2 separate regions of the Homo sapiens genome follow, and region 2 is linked to region 1. Evidence: chromatin contacts called from ENCODE Hi-C or POLR2A ChIA-PET data. All regions are on one chromosome and are shown on one strand. Each heading gives the region's core, a stretch centred on a gene start or an enhancer-like site at or near the end of the contact. The rest is flanking DNA. Distances are from core to core; before and after follow the strand shown. Region 1 overlaps LINC02181 (long intergenic non-protein coding RNA 2181). Region 2 has its middle 120 kb from the start of LINC02181.

Region 1 (5,907 bases), core at 1,368-3,867:
TGCTATGTTTCCCAGGCTGGTCTCAAACTCCTGAGCTCAAGCGATCCTCCCGCCTCGGCCTCTCAAAGTGCTGGGATTACAGGCAGGAGCCACCACGCCTGGCCTATAGCAATTTTGAAAACTGGCTCAAGCCCATTCCTCTATCCCCTGACATAACCCCCCAAAGAGAAGACTTTTTAAAAAGGTAAGAAAACTGTTTTTTTTTCATTTTTAAGAGTTTTATATTAGCTATAAATTTCTGGAGTAAAGATTTGGTTCCACCTAGTCAGCTCCCACATTTTTCTCCCCATCATCCTTGGGGCTAAGGTGTAGGAGAGCTGGGTAGAGACACACACACTCACACACACGCGCACACACACGCACACACAGACACACACGTGCGCACACACACGCACCCAGACACACGCGCGCGCACATACACGCACACACATGCACCCAGACACGCACACACGCGCACACAGACACGCACACGCATGCACACACACAAAAACACTCCTTGTGATGGAGCTCTTTAATCCTCCTGGACCCTGAACGCTTTGGTGAACACAAGCGTACAAAACTAGGATAACCCAAATATTATTCTGAATTCTTTTTTTCAGTCGTTTAAGCAAAACAACTTTCATTTTTAAAGTTTATGTGATTTTTCCTTATAAATATCATCACATTCCACGATACATCTGTCCGATGTCGATTTCTGGACTTTCTTACGCAAATAACCATCCTGCCTTCCTCCTCCTTTTCCCTCCTAACTGATCATTAGATTTGCCTTGAAATTCCAGTATTAATTGCTTTATCTTGGAAATGAAAGGCAGGGTATTCTTTTCACAGAGAACTCTATAGTTTCATAATTTCCTACACTACTTGGACTAGTTTCGTGGAAAGGAAAGGAGTCAACTGTGGCCTAGCACATTAACATATGTTTTCTTTGCAGTCCTCTCAATAATTTGACAAGACGTGCAGAAGATTTTAAAAAGGCAACTTATATTAACAAATAAAAATTACAATTAAATTTACTGAGTATTACAATTCACCCATTTTAAGAGAGAAATTTTTTTAACTGAATCTGATTTTTCTTTATTACACATCATTAAAAAAAATGTGTCCTAGGACCCTAAAATCAGGCTTGCTATTGTGTTACAGGCACACTTTACTTCATTTCGGGTGTGTGTGCATGTGTGTACCAAAGTATTTAAATTTTGTAAGTTAATTTCTCACTCAATAGAGTTGGAAAGATCTGGACATTATAAAGGCAAACTCATTTTCTGCTGGAATGAAATGAGAAAACGAAAATTTTAAAAATTCATTTTATTAGGTAAATTTAGTAGGGACTCACTGGGAGCCTCTGAAATACACCAGCCCGCTTCTGCTTACTTTCTCCGTCTTTCAGAGTCTTAAAATGAAAATCAAAGTCACTCCCCCTCCCCTTCTTATCCGATGTTTGCATAGAAATTGTAGAGTTTCTTTTCCTAAAAGTGGAGAATGGTGCTGAGAGCCGAGGGGGTGAGTTCAGACAAGAAGCCCTGGAGAAAGGGAACTCCGCGCTGAAGGCAGGGAAGGCGGCGAGATGGAGGAAGGGGTCAGAGGCGCCGGGGAAGACCGGGGGGCACTCACAGTTCCCGAGTCCGCTTCTGTCTCCTGGTCCTGATTCCAAAAGGAAATGTGACTCTTTTGTGCAGAACCAGAAATGAACATCCAGGAAGTCGGCAAAATCACTAACTAAACAACCAATGGAGGAAAAACAACATTAAAATTCCAAATTTGGGGTTTTTTTTCCATAATGGAACAGAAAATGAATTGAAGGGAGGGGAGGGGAAGAGGACAGTTTTCAGTATATTTTAATTTTTTCCTGTGACCTGAGCTGGGCCCCAGGTTAATCCAAGTTTGAATCTGGAATCTTTGCTCTCCTACATCTACATCCTATAAAGGGTCACTTGACTGCAATAAATTCAGGCTGATCGCAAACCCCAAACTTCGCTGTATGAACAGTCTAAGCTCCTGCCGACGATCTGAAATGAGTTTTCCTATGAAAATATACTTTAGAACTCAGCGACCCCCACCCTAACGAAGGCCTTCAATGACAGGAAATGTTTGCCATTTTAAGCACTTTTTATTTGCATTTGCTCTGAAGCTGAGGGAGTTAGAGGAGAAACGTACGTTTAATGCTGGTTGTGAAATTAAGATGGATGGAGGAAGTGTGGACGCATGTGTGTTTCAAGGACCCAGACCGGACATCCTGGGTCCTGCAATTAGCCTCAGCAACAAGGGTAACTTTGCTCTGAATTCCCACAAAAGCAAGAAAGAGATTGCCTGTTGCAGTAGGGCCGTATTTTACATTCTCTTGTGTTGTTGATAAATTGGAAGAGAAATGCTTCCTCTTTTCAGCCGGTTAGACTTATGAAAAATGGCATCTTGCAGTGTTTGTGGGGTGGAGATGTGTTTGTGCGAGTGTTTTCTCTCTGGGATCAAAAGAGGAAAAAAGATTTTTTTTTCCCCAAAATCACCTAAATACTGGAGCTCCGAAACACGCAGCATGTGTATAAAATTGTCCTTCAGAAATCCATCTTGAATTTTTTTTTAAAGTCCTCTCTTTGATCAAAAGCCGGCAAAGAATTACATTTTTCTCCATTCTGTTGCATTTCACATGGACTAACACAGGGTGAGCCTAAACAAACACGCGGCCTGGCCATGAGTGCTTCTTTCAGTTCGAGTAGCTTGAGGTGGGCTGGATGCATTTAGGGGGGTGAGGGGAGAGGATGACAGTTGGGGGGATTCGTTAGAAGGAGGGGAGGAAGGCTACAAACTTTAGGGGAAGCTAAGACAGAAATAAACCCGTGATGAAAAAAAAACGTAAAACTGCCTCCCCGCACGGAGCCTGCACCGCGCAGCTTCACTGTTGAAATTCTTCTGCCCGAAAGATAAATGGCCTACTTTATTCAAGAGTGTCAAGTAGGGAAAACAAAACAAAACAAAAGCCCTTCAAAGTATATTTTCAGAAGATAATCTACTAAGAGGAGTGTGCGGGGGAGAAGGGCCGGCTCCGGGTAGGACATTCTGAACAAGGACCCCTGAGAACCTAGAGCTTTAATGGAGACAACCAAGAAAAGCCAGGGCTGGGCTGAGGCTCTTCAAGGGACAGGAAACCGGCCGACTCCATCCAAGCCCCCATGGAAATGGCTGCTCAGGGCCCCCCACGTGCAGCGTCTAAGCCACCAACAACACAGGGCCTCCCTGGCACCCCGGACGGTGTGCGAAGCTGCGGTGCAGATCCCGGGCCGTGGGCATCTTGAGCCACCACTGAGAGTGACGCCCTTTGTGTGGCATCTTCTCCAGTTGGAGGAAGGAGATGCCAGCCGGGCCAGTGACTCAGAAGAGGTGCCCTGTCATCTCTGCAGCCAGCCGGCATCTCCACGCAGGCCTTAGCGTGTGAAGGTGAGGGGACCTTCACCTCTACCAAGGCAGAGAACAGTCCCCGTGACCCCAGAGACTGCCCTAGAATCCCCCTCGCCCACAAGTGCAAGGACCCCGTAGCAGAGGGGCAGTGATCCCTGCTATGCCCCCCACAGCCTGGGAGCCACCACCCTGCCTGTTCATGTCCTAGGGACCCAAAGAACTTCCCCCAAACCCAGCCAATTGTATGGACAGTCTTTTGCCTGGCGTGGGGGCCAAGTGGACAATACCACACGGAGGACGGTGCTGAAAATTTCAAAGGAGAACCGTCTGAGGCGGCTTTGGCATTTCTCCTTTTGCTGCATGCAGAATGCGCAGAGCCCTCCATGCTCAAGGCAGGCGCCAAGGGGGGCAAGGTAACGTTCCCTGGAGCCGCAGGCCTGGGGCGTGATTTATTAGCGGTGGCACAGGCCCGGGTGGAGTGCAAGGGAAGGCAAGGCGTTTTCTAGATGTTTAAGGTGGAGGAGAGGGACCAGGACACTTGTTACAAACGCTGACAAGGCCAGCTGCCACGTGGACATTCGGGGACCCAATAACCTAGCGGCCGTCTCCCCCGCCCACCTCTCCGGGTCCTAGGCCACTGCGCCAGTGAATACTCCCCGGGCTCTTGGCTGCTCACATTCTAGTTTTCAACCGTGTTGTGGCTGACACAACCCCACGCCTGGGGCTAGCAGGGAGCTGACAGCTTGGTGAAGGTGAGAGAGCGAGAGAGAGGGTGTACCCGTGGGGGAAGAGAAAACAAGAATGTTCTAGAAGGGAGACAGAGCCCAGTTCCTTGACCCAGAAGGCAGGCGCCATACACTTTTCTCTTTCACTGGTCTTTCCCTAAAATGCCAAAAAAATAAACCAGGGACGACATAAATGTACGTGCAGAAAGAGTTTAGAGATTTCATGCGTGCGCACACCCGACTGCGTTTTATTTTTACTTTATTTATTTGAAACACCAGGTCGTGTCTTCCTCCTAGAGGCCCTTTTTCTGACTGTGTTACCCCTGCTCCCACGGAGCTTCCCTCTTTAATGTAAACGAAGGCATTTCCCAGAGCCTTTTGCTGGAATGTTCTAAAATGCAGCATCGACACATTTCTATTTCGTTTTATTGCAGACTTTATTTTACGGCTCTGAGTGTGTGGGGTGTGTGGAGCCCGGGCCAGGGAGGAGGGTCCGGCTGCGGAGGAGCTCCCTGACGGTGCTGTCGGCCTCAAATAAATCCCAAAAAGTGACGGTCGAGCTGGCGAGAGAATTTGGGAAACCAACAGACAAAATATACAGCACAGCCCGTGGGCCTCCCCTTTACGAGCCACGGAGAGCTTCGGGGCTGGAGGGCCGGGGCCTGCGAGGCCACTCATTAGCGCCTGATGAATTGGACATGGGGCCGATGGCCCTCCTGGGGCAGCCAAATGCTCGAAAACCAAGTTTTATTAACCTAATAAAATGAGAGGGAAAAAAGTCAGGAAAATTTCAGCTGGAAGAATAAATGCAGGAGAGCGCAGTCAGTGAACCGTCTTTGAGTATATTCAGAATTATATGGGAGGCCAGGAGCAGCTCCCAAGAAGACCCTGCGTGCGCCGCTAATGTCTGATTTGGGCAGATCAGCGAGCAAATGCGACAACAGCCCACAGGGATGTGTTACAAATTAGTGCTTTTTCATCTTATTTAACACCAAAGCCAGGGAATGCGAGAGGAAAGTGGCCAAGGCCTGTCTTCCCGGCAACTTGGAGCACAAAAGGGATCCTGCCCCAGCCGTCCGAGGTCGGGGAGGGGAATGTGTCAGCCCCCAGGAATCTCATCCAGCGCCTGCCTTTCAGAAAGTGAAGGATCATGAATTAGAGCAAATAAATCAAGCGCACACAGGCATGAGAGGGTTTCTTTTATACACAAATACCTTCTGGACCCTACACTTTGGAACCAACCAGGGCCTGTGAGCGTCTATTTTAGGACACTGGCTAGTGGGAGCTGCGGCCGCATAGCTCCCGGAGCCGTGAGTGGCCATGTCCCGCAGGCCACTGCTGTGTGGACATAAGAACCCGCTTTGTCCGCGGGACTTTACGAGGCCACCCGCTTACTCACCTTGGACCCCCAGAAAGCAAGAGAGCAATTTATGATCTCTGGATCCCCGGGCAAAGGCGGCTGGAGGCCTGTGTTTGCAGTGTCCCTGCACAGGAAGGGAGGACAGCCCAGTGCCAGACGCGTCGGTGAGAGCACGCGCAGGAGAGGGGCTCTGCCTTCAGTCTGGTTCCTGCGTAGGTGCCCGCCAGCCTCAGTGCTGGCACCGCTGCACGGTCACGGATGTGGCAATGCACCCACAGAATCAACAAGCCCCGGCACCCACAACCGCTGCCTCCTGAGTCCAGCAGAGAAAGGAAAGTCTAGCCCGACCCAATGGGCCAGCACACACCTCCCCACAGGCCGTCCCTTCGTGTACATATGTACATATATGCACTCATATGTTCTATAGACGTC
Region 2 (5,907 bases), core at 1,541-4,040, 110 kb after region 1:
TTCATCTTTCATCACAGACAAAAGTGATGTTAAAGGGACTGGGGCTGATATGAATAGACTTCGAATTCAGTTGAATATTTCTGGATCAGATATTTCAAAAGAAAGACAGGGTCTTTTCTAGAAATGTCATGTAGGTAGAAGCATCGCATATGTGCCCTTTCACACCTGGCTTCTTCCACTTAGCATGCTTCTGAGGCTTGGTTGTGCTGTTACATGTATCGGTAATTCATTCTTTTTCATTATTGAGTTGAATTCCATTGAACACCGAAAAAAGTGACTTTTAGGGTGTGTACATCACACCTCAATAAAGCTGGTTAGAAATCAATGAGGATAAAGCTCTTCTTTGCGGGCACATGAGCATCCCTGATCCAGGCAGCCTGCCGTGAGCTGAGCGCCCCCAAAGACCACCATGACCTCATCAGAACAGGAGAACCCAAAGCCAGTGAAGACAGACATTCAGAGGACTCCCACCAGCCAGCTTGGGTGCACTGTCAGACACCAGGCTGCTGGCAGCCGAGGCAGGCCTGGGCTTCAGGTTTCCCCACCGCCTCCCCCAATGGAGGGGGTGACACCTGGCACTTTCATGGCAAGACCGGGCACCACAGCACGAGGCACAGCCACCCCAGCCTAGAGAAGACCAGGCTCCTGGGGGCCTGCAAGTCCTGTAGGGTCTGCTCTGCCACCCACCCCAGCCTTCACCTTCCATGTTTCCCTGCTCACTCTGGTCCTGCTCCAGGATCACGCCAAGCTCTGCTCACCACGGGGCCCTTGTCCCTGTCATCTCTCTGCCTGCTGCCCCCCACTGACTTCTTTGGCCAATCCTACCACCGTGACCACCTGCTCAGGAAAGTCCTGCCTCACCTGCAGGCCGGGTCAGCCACGCTCACAGATCTGAGCTGGGTCAGGGAAGGTCCCTGCGGGACGGTGTCCAATGTCTGCCCACTGGACAGAAAGCCCTCGAGGGTAAAGAACAGGCCTGCCCTGCTCACGGCAGTGCCGTCAGCTTAGGGGGCTAAGCAGCCTGGCCCAGATCTGACCATTAAGAGCCACACTCTGAGCTACAAAACTACGTTGCCAAGTGAGGAAATCGGGGATGAAACAACCCATCTCCATCGGACCTTACTCTCCACGGTCCTCAGTGGTCCCCTCTGGGCAGAGAGAGGACGAGGCTCCACTTCACACTGGGCCCGCCTGCGTTTTCCCACAAGGAGCAGAGATGGCGTGTGCAGAGTGAAGACGGATTATGAATGAAGGAAGGAACTGCGCACAGATCCTCCCCCCATGACTGCGGCGGCCCTCGAGGCCCCTTAGGGGTTCAAGGCCCCCATGTGGGGAACACCCAGTTAGATGCCCTCAAAGACCCCCGCCCCTCCAACAGCTGGCGACCTTTCACCCGGCTGACCAGAGGGAAGACCACCAGGGAAGTGGAGGATTGCCAGCGAGGGTCAGGCCCCAGGGGGGCAATGGCATTTCCAGGAGGGGGATTCTGGGGGGTCTCGGGCAGGAAGGGAGGGAGAGGCGGGCAGGAAGGGCTGGGAGGCTGGACAGAGGAGAGCGAGGGGACGAGGGGCACAGGGGCGCAGCTATTGGGGGTTGCAGGGAGGAGGCTGGGTCGGAAGGGGCCGTCCATGCAGCTCTAAAGTCCCCGAAGCTTTCTTCTGTCTCCCCTGTCCTTTATTTGAAGCAAGAAACAAGGGGAGGGAGAAGGCAAGAAAAGAAAAGAAAGAAACGAAGATGACAGAGATAGGGAAGGGAACAGAAAGATGCAGGCACAGGACAGGGACAGAGACAGAGAGGCAGAGGCAGAAGCAGAGGCGAAAGCACACAGAGGCTGAGAGGATCCTGTCAGAGCTAGGAGGAGCCATAGGGCCATCTGCCCATAGAGCCGCCGAGGCCGTCACAGAAACCTTCAGACGGGCCCTAAACGCAGAGACCCTGGAAACGTTCAGAGTAAGCACCGGTCGGTCAGTCGGGGTCAGAGTTATCAGGAACAGCACAACCAAACCAGGCACAGAGAGCCCCTCCACTCTCCCTCTCTCCCCATCCCTCTCCCACTTTCCCTCTGTAGCTCTCTCCCTCTCCCTCCTCTCTTCCTCTCTCTCCCCGCTCCCTCTCTCTCCCTCTCTCCCTTTCTCCCTCCTCTCTCTGCCTCCCTCTCTCCCTTTCTCCCTCCTCTCTCTGCCTCCCTCTCTCCCTTTCTCCCTCCTTCTCTCTCTGCCTCCCTCTCTCTCCCCGTCTCTCTGTCCCTCTCTCTCTCCCTCCATCTCTCTCTCCCCCCTTCCCTCTCTCCCTCCTTCCCTGTCTCTCTCCCTCCTTCCCTCTCTCTCTCCCTCCTTCCCTCTCTCTCTCCCTCTCCCTCTCACTCTCCGTCTCTCTCCTTCCATGTCTCTCCCTCTCCCTCTCTCTCTCCCTCTTCCTCTTTCTTCTCTTATGAATCTCTCTTTTTCTACCTCTCTCCGCTCTCCCTTTCTCTCCCCTCCTCTCTTTCTCCCTCTTTATCTCTCCCTTTGTCTCCCCTTCTCTCTCTCCCCATCTCTCCCCCCTCTCCCTCTCTCTCTCCCTCTGTCTCTGTGTGTCTCTCCCTTTCCGTCCCTCTCCCTCTTCCTCCCCACCCCCACCCCCCTTCCCCCCATTGGTCTCCTGGGTGAGGAGGGGGGCTGATGGAATGCTGTTTCAGGCCAGAGGGTTCCGAGGGCGGAAGGAGGGCACCCACAGCAGGTTCGATGGCAGAGGCCTCTACTCGTTAGGCCTCCCTGGGCCTCACAGCACAGCCCCAATTACGGTTTCGTGTGTCATGCTATTTTGATTCATGTTTCCTGTCTGGAAAACAGACTGGAGTGTTGGGCCCTGGGCCAGGACAGGGGCCGGGAGGGCAGGGGCAGGAACCTGCCCGGTCACTGACCAGAGCCCACTGCAGGAAACGGGAACTTTCCAGGGAGGCAGAACTACAGTCCCTGCCCCACCCCCACAAACAGCCTGAATGCACACAGGGAGGGGGACACTGCTGACCTCTGGCTTGGAGCTGAGTTCAAATCCTGCCTTGCTCAGCCACCCCTTCCAGCCGTGCAGCCTCAGCCCCTCATCCTCCCTGCTGGCCTTGCTGGTCTCATCTGTAAATGGGAAGGCACAGCATTGCCGTGGGTGCACGTGCAAAGTCCCTAAGGAAGCCTGGCACATGCGTGGTTTGTTTTGTTGTCACCCGTATTCCAGTTGTCACTTTAGGGCAGGCGTGAGGCTGGAAAGCGGGAGGAGGAGGCACGGCAGGTGCACAGAGTGTCGGCTCAGTGACCACTGTTCTCGTCTGTAAATGGCTTTGCACCAACACCTACGTCATGGAGTCCTCGGGCAGTCAATGGGTCCATCCATGTGCAGGGCTCAGAAGAGCGCCTGGCACAGAACAGGTGCCACCAATGTGAGCTCCTGCCATCATCGCCACAGCCCTCACTTCCATCACCATCGGAGGCCTGTGAAGCTCTGTGTGGGCCCCCACGGAGTTTCCAGAGCCTCCAGGGCGGACATCACATGCCTGCCATGGGCACCTGCAGCAAGGGGCCACGGAGGTCTCCCCAGCAACACGAGTCCTTTCTCAGAGAGTCCCCAAGATGGTGGCACAACAGCGGGAAGACAGCCCCACCCCTCCCTTCCCAAAGAAGCCAAGATCATCCAAGCCAGGATAAGCCCTCGGAGAACATGGGTGGGGGCCACAGCCATCTTCCTCTGATCAGTAACAGACAAGCCCCGAGCTCCTTCACATGCCAGACAGATTCAGGGGGCAAAGACAGGCAGCCCCTGCCCCCAAGGGCTCACCATCTACCTGAGGGTGCTGTGCCAACAGCACAAGGTCATACCGGGTGTATTACTCATGGCCAAGGAATGGGACAAAGGCTGCACCCCCGCAACACAGAGACCAGGAGGAAGGCAAATGCACTGGGGGTTGTGCCCACAGCTGGGAAGCAGGACAGTAAATCAGCGCTGGCAATAATTTGAAGAAGAATCACATGTGTGTTGTTAAGTGAAGCAACCAAGGTGCAAGATTGTAGATATAGACACACATATATGGACATGCACACGTGTGTACATGCGCATACATAAACATGCATGTACGTGCACATATAGTACACACTTGTGTACATATTCATATACATGCACCCATATATACAAACATGCATGTAAACGTGCTTGTGTGTGCATGCACACATACCTGAGCACACATACATGCGCACATATGCATATATACATACAGTACACCCATATATGCATACAGACAGACATATACATATGCACACATACATGCACACACAGATGCAGACACCTACATACACAGACACATATATGTGTACTCATATATGTAATCACAGATACACAGATACATAGGGTGTAAGAAAGGGAAGAAAAGAATCTGCTTGTATGAAACAGCCAAGTGTCTATCAACAGATGAATGGATAAACAAAATACGGCAGATTCAGACCACACAATATTATTTACCATAACTAGGAAGGAAGGAGGCCGGGTGTGGTGGCTCACACCTGTAATCCCAGCACTTTGGGAGACCGAGGTGGGCGCATCACCCGAGGCCGGGAGTTTGAGACCAGCCTGGCCAACATGGTGAAACCTCTTCTCTACTAAAAACACAAAATTACCCGGGTGTGGTGGCTACTTGGGAGGCTGAGGCAGGAGAATTGCTTAAACCACGGAGGTGGAGGTTGCAGTGAGCTGAGATGGCACCACTGCACTCCAGCTTGGGCGACAAGAGAGAAACTCCATCTCAGAATAAAAAAAAAAAAAAGGAAGGAAGGGCTGACACACATTACAACCTGGAGGAGCCCTGAAAACACGACGCAGAGTGGAAGAGCCAGTCACAAAGGCCATGCAGTGCAGCTTCCGTTCCTATGGAATATCCATCAAAGGCAAATCGGTAGAGAGAGGAGGCAGCTTGGTGTTTGCAGGGGGCCGGGGATTCACTGTCAATGGGCAGGGGGATGTTACTTGGTCAGGGGTAAGGATGCTCTCAAGCTGACTTGGGGGGCGGCTGCACCACTTGGTAAAATTAGTAAAAATCTTTGAGTTGCACACCTCAAATGAGTGAACTTTTTTTTTTTTTGAGACGGAGTCTCGCTCTGTCGCCCAGGCTGGAGTGCAGTGGCGCGATCTCGGCTCACTGCGACCTCCGCCTCCCGGGTTCAAGCGATTCTCCTGCCTCAGCTTCCCGAGTAGCTGGGATTACAGGCACCCGCCACCACGCCCGGCTAATTTTTGTATTTTTATTAGAGACGGGGTTTCACCATGCTGGCCAGGCTGGTCTCGAACTCCCGACCTCAGGCGATCCGCCTGCCTTGGCCTCCCAAAGTGCTGGGATTACAGGCGTGAGCCACCGCGCCCGGCCTGAAATGAGTGAACTTTATGATGAGTAAAATATCCCACAATCAAGTTGTTCTTAAAGAGACTCTGCTTCCTCCCCACCTGTGCTGTGTGGGCTCAGGAAGGGCCCCAGAGAAGCAGATCCCACTGAGGCTGCTGCCCTGTGAAGGGGGCCGGGGCCGGGTGGATCTATGGGAACTGAAGCAGAGCGTCTCAGGAGCCCATCCCGGCTTGACTTTCAACCTATGGGAATATTTGCCCATTCAGATTCACCAATTGTAGATAAGAACGAAATAATGTCCATCTGAGGGGGGATCGCATCCTCCACCTGGCCATCCCAGAACCCAGGACAGAGCGACGCTCCCCCAGTGCTAACCCAGGAGTGGACCCCAGTTCTCCTGAGCCCTTCCAGTGCATATCATGGTGAGACCGGGTGGTGAAGCAAGGGGAACTCGTTGGTGCTTTATCTTCCCTTGCTCTAGGAGGGTAAGGACCACTGCCTTCAGTGACTGCCCTCCGATTTGCTGAGAGCCTCTAGGCACAGCAGTT

The links. A loop is a pair of places that touch in the nucleus more often than their neighbours do. ChIA-PET counts read pairs that join two places held with the same protein, here RNA polymerase II (POLR2A). Pooled maps may share reads with other maps.
Region 2: a loop to region 1 is called in a map of endothelial cell of umbilical vein, with 6 times the contacts of the local background. The contact joins two enhancer-like sites. A Hi-C loop is called at or near these places in 2 of 168 maps with a recorded cell type or tissue (Calu3 and endothelial cell of umbilical vein) and 6 of 50 pooled maps. POLR2A ChIA-PET finds 5 or more read pairs at or near these places in 2 of 52 experiments (OCI-LY7 and activated CD4-positive, alpha-beta T cell).

What each region holds. Positions count from the first base shown.
Region 1 is chr16:87,063,319-87,069,225 of GRCh38, forward strand. It overlaps LINC02181 (long intergenic non-protein coding RNA 2181), which reads left to right. Exons shown (of 3, transcript NR_126008.1): 3 at 1-673. Among named protein-coding and RNA genes, the nearest start is that of LINC02181, 8.5 kb to the left of the region's middle. Within about 2 kb of position 2,618, at least 3 of the 41 ENCODE cell types and tissues checked have a DNase peak (open chromatin) inside an H3K27ac peak, as active enhancers do; they include endothelial cell of umbilical vein, where a contact is called at or near this core.
Region 2 is chr16:87,176,386-87,182,292 of GRCh38, forward strand. No RefSeq gene overlaps it. Among named protein-coding and RNA genes, the nearest start is that of LINC02181, 120 kb to the left of the region's middle. Within about 2 kb of position 2,791, at least 5 of the 41 ENCODE cell types and tissues checked have a DNase peak (open chromatin) inside an H3K27ac peak, as active enhancers do; they include endothelial cell of umbilical vein, where a contact is called at or near this core.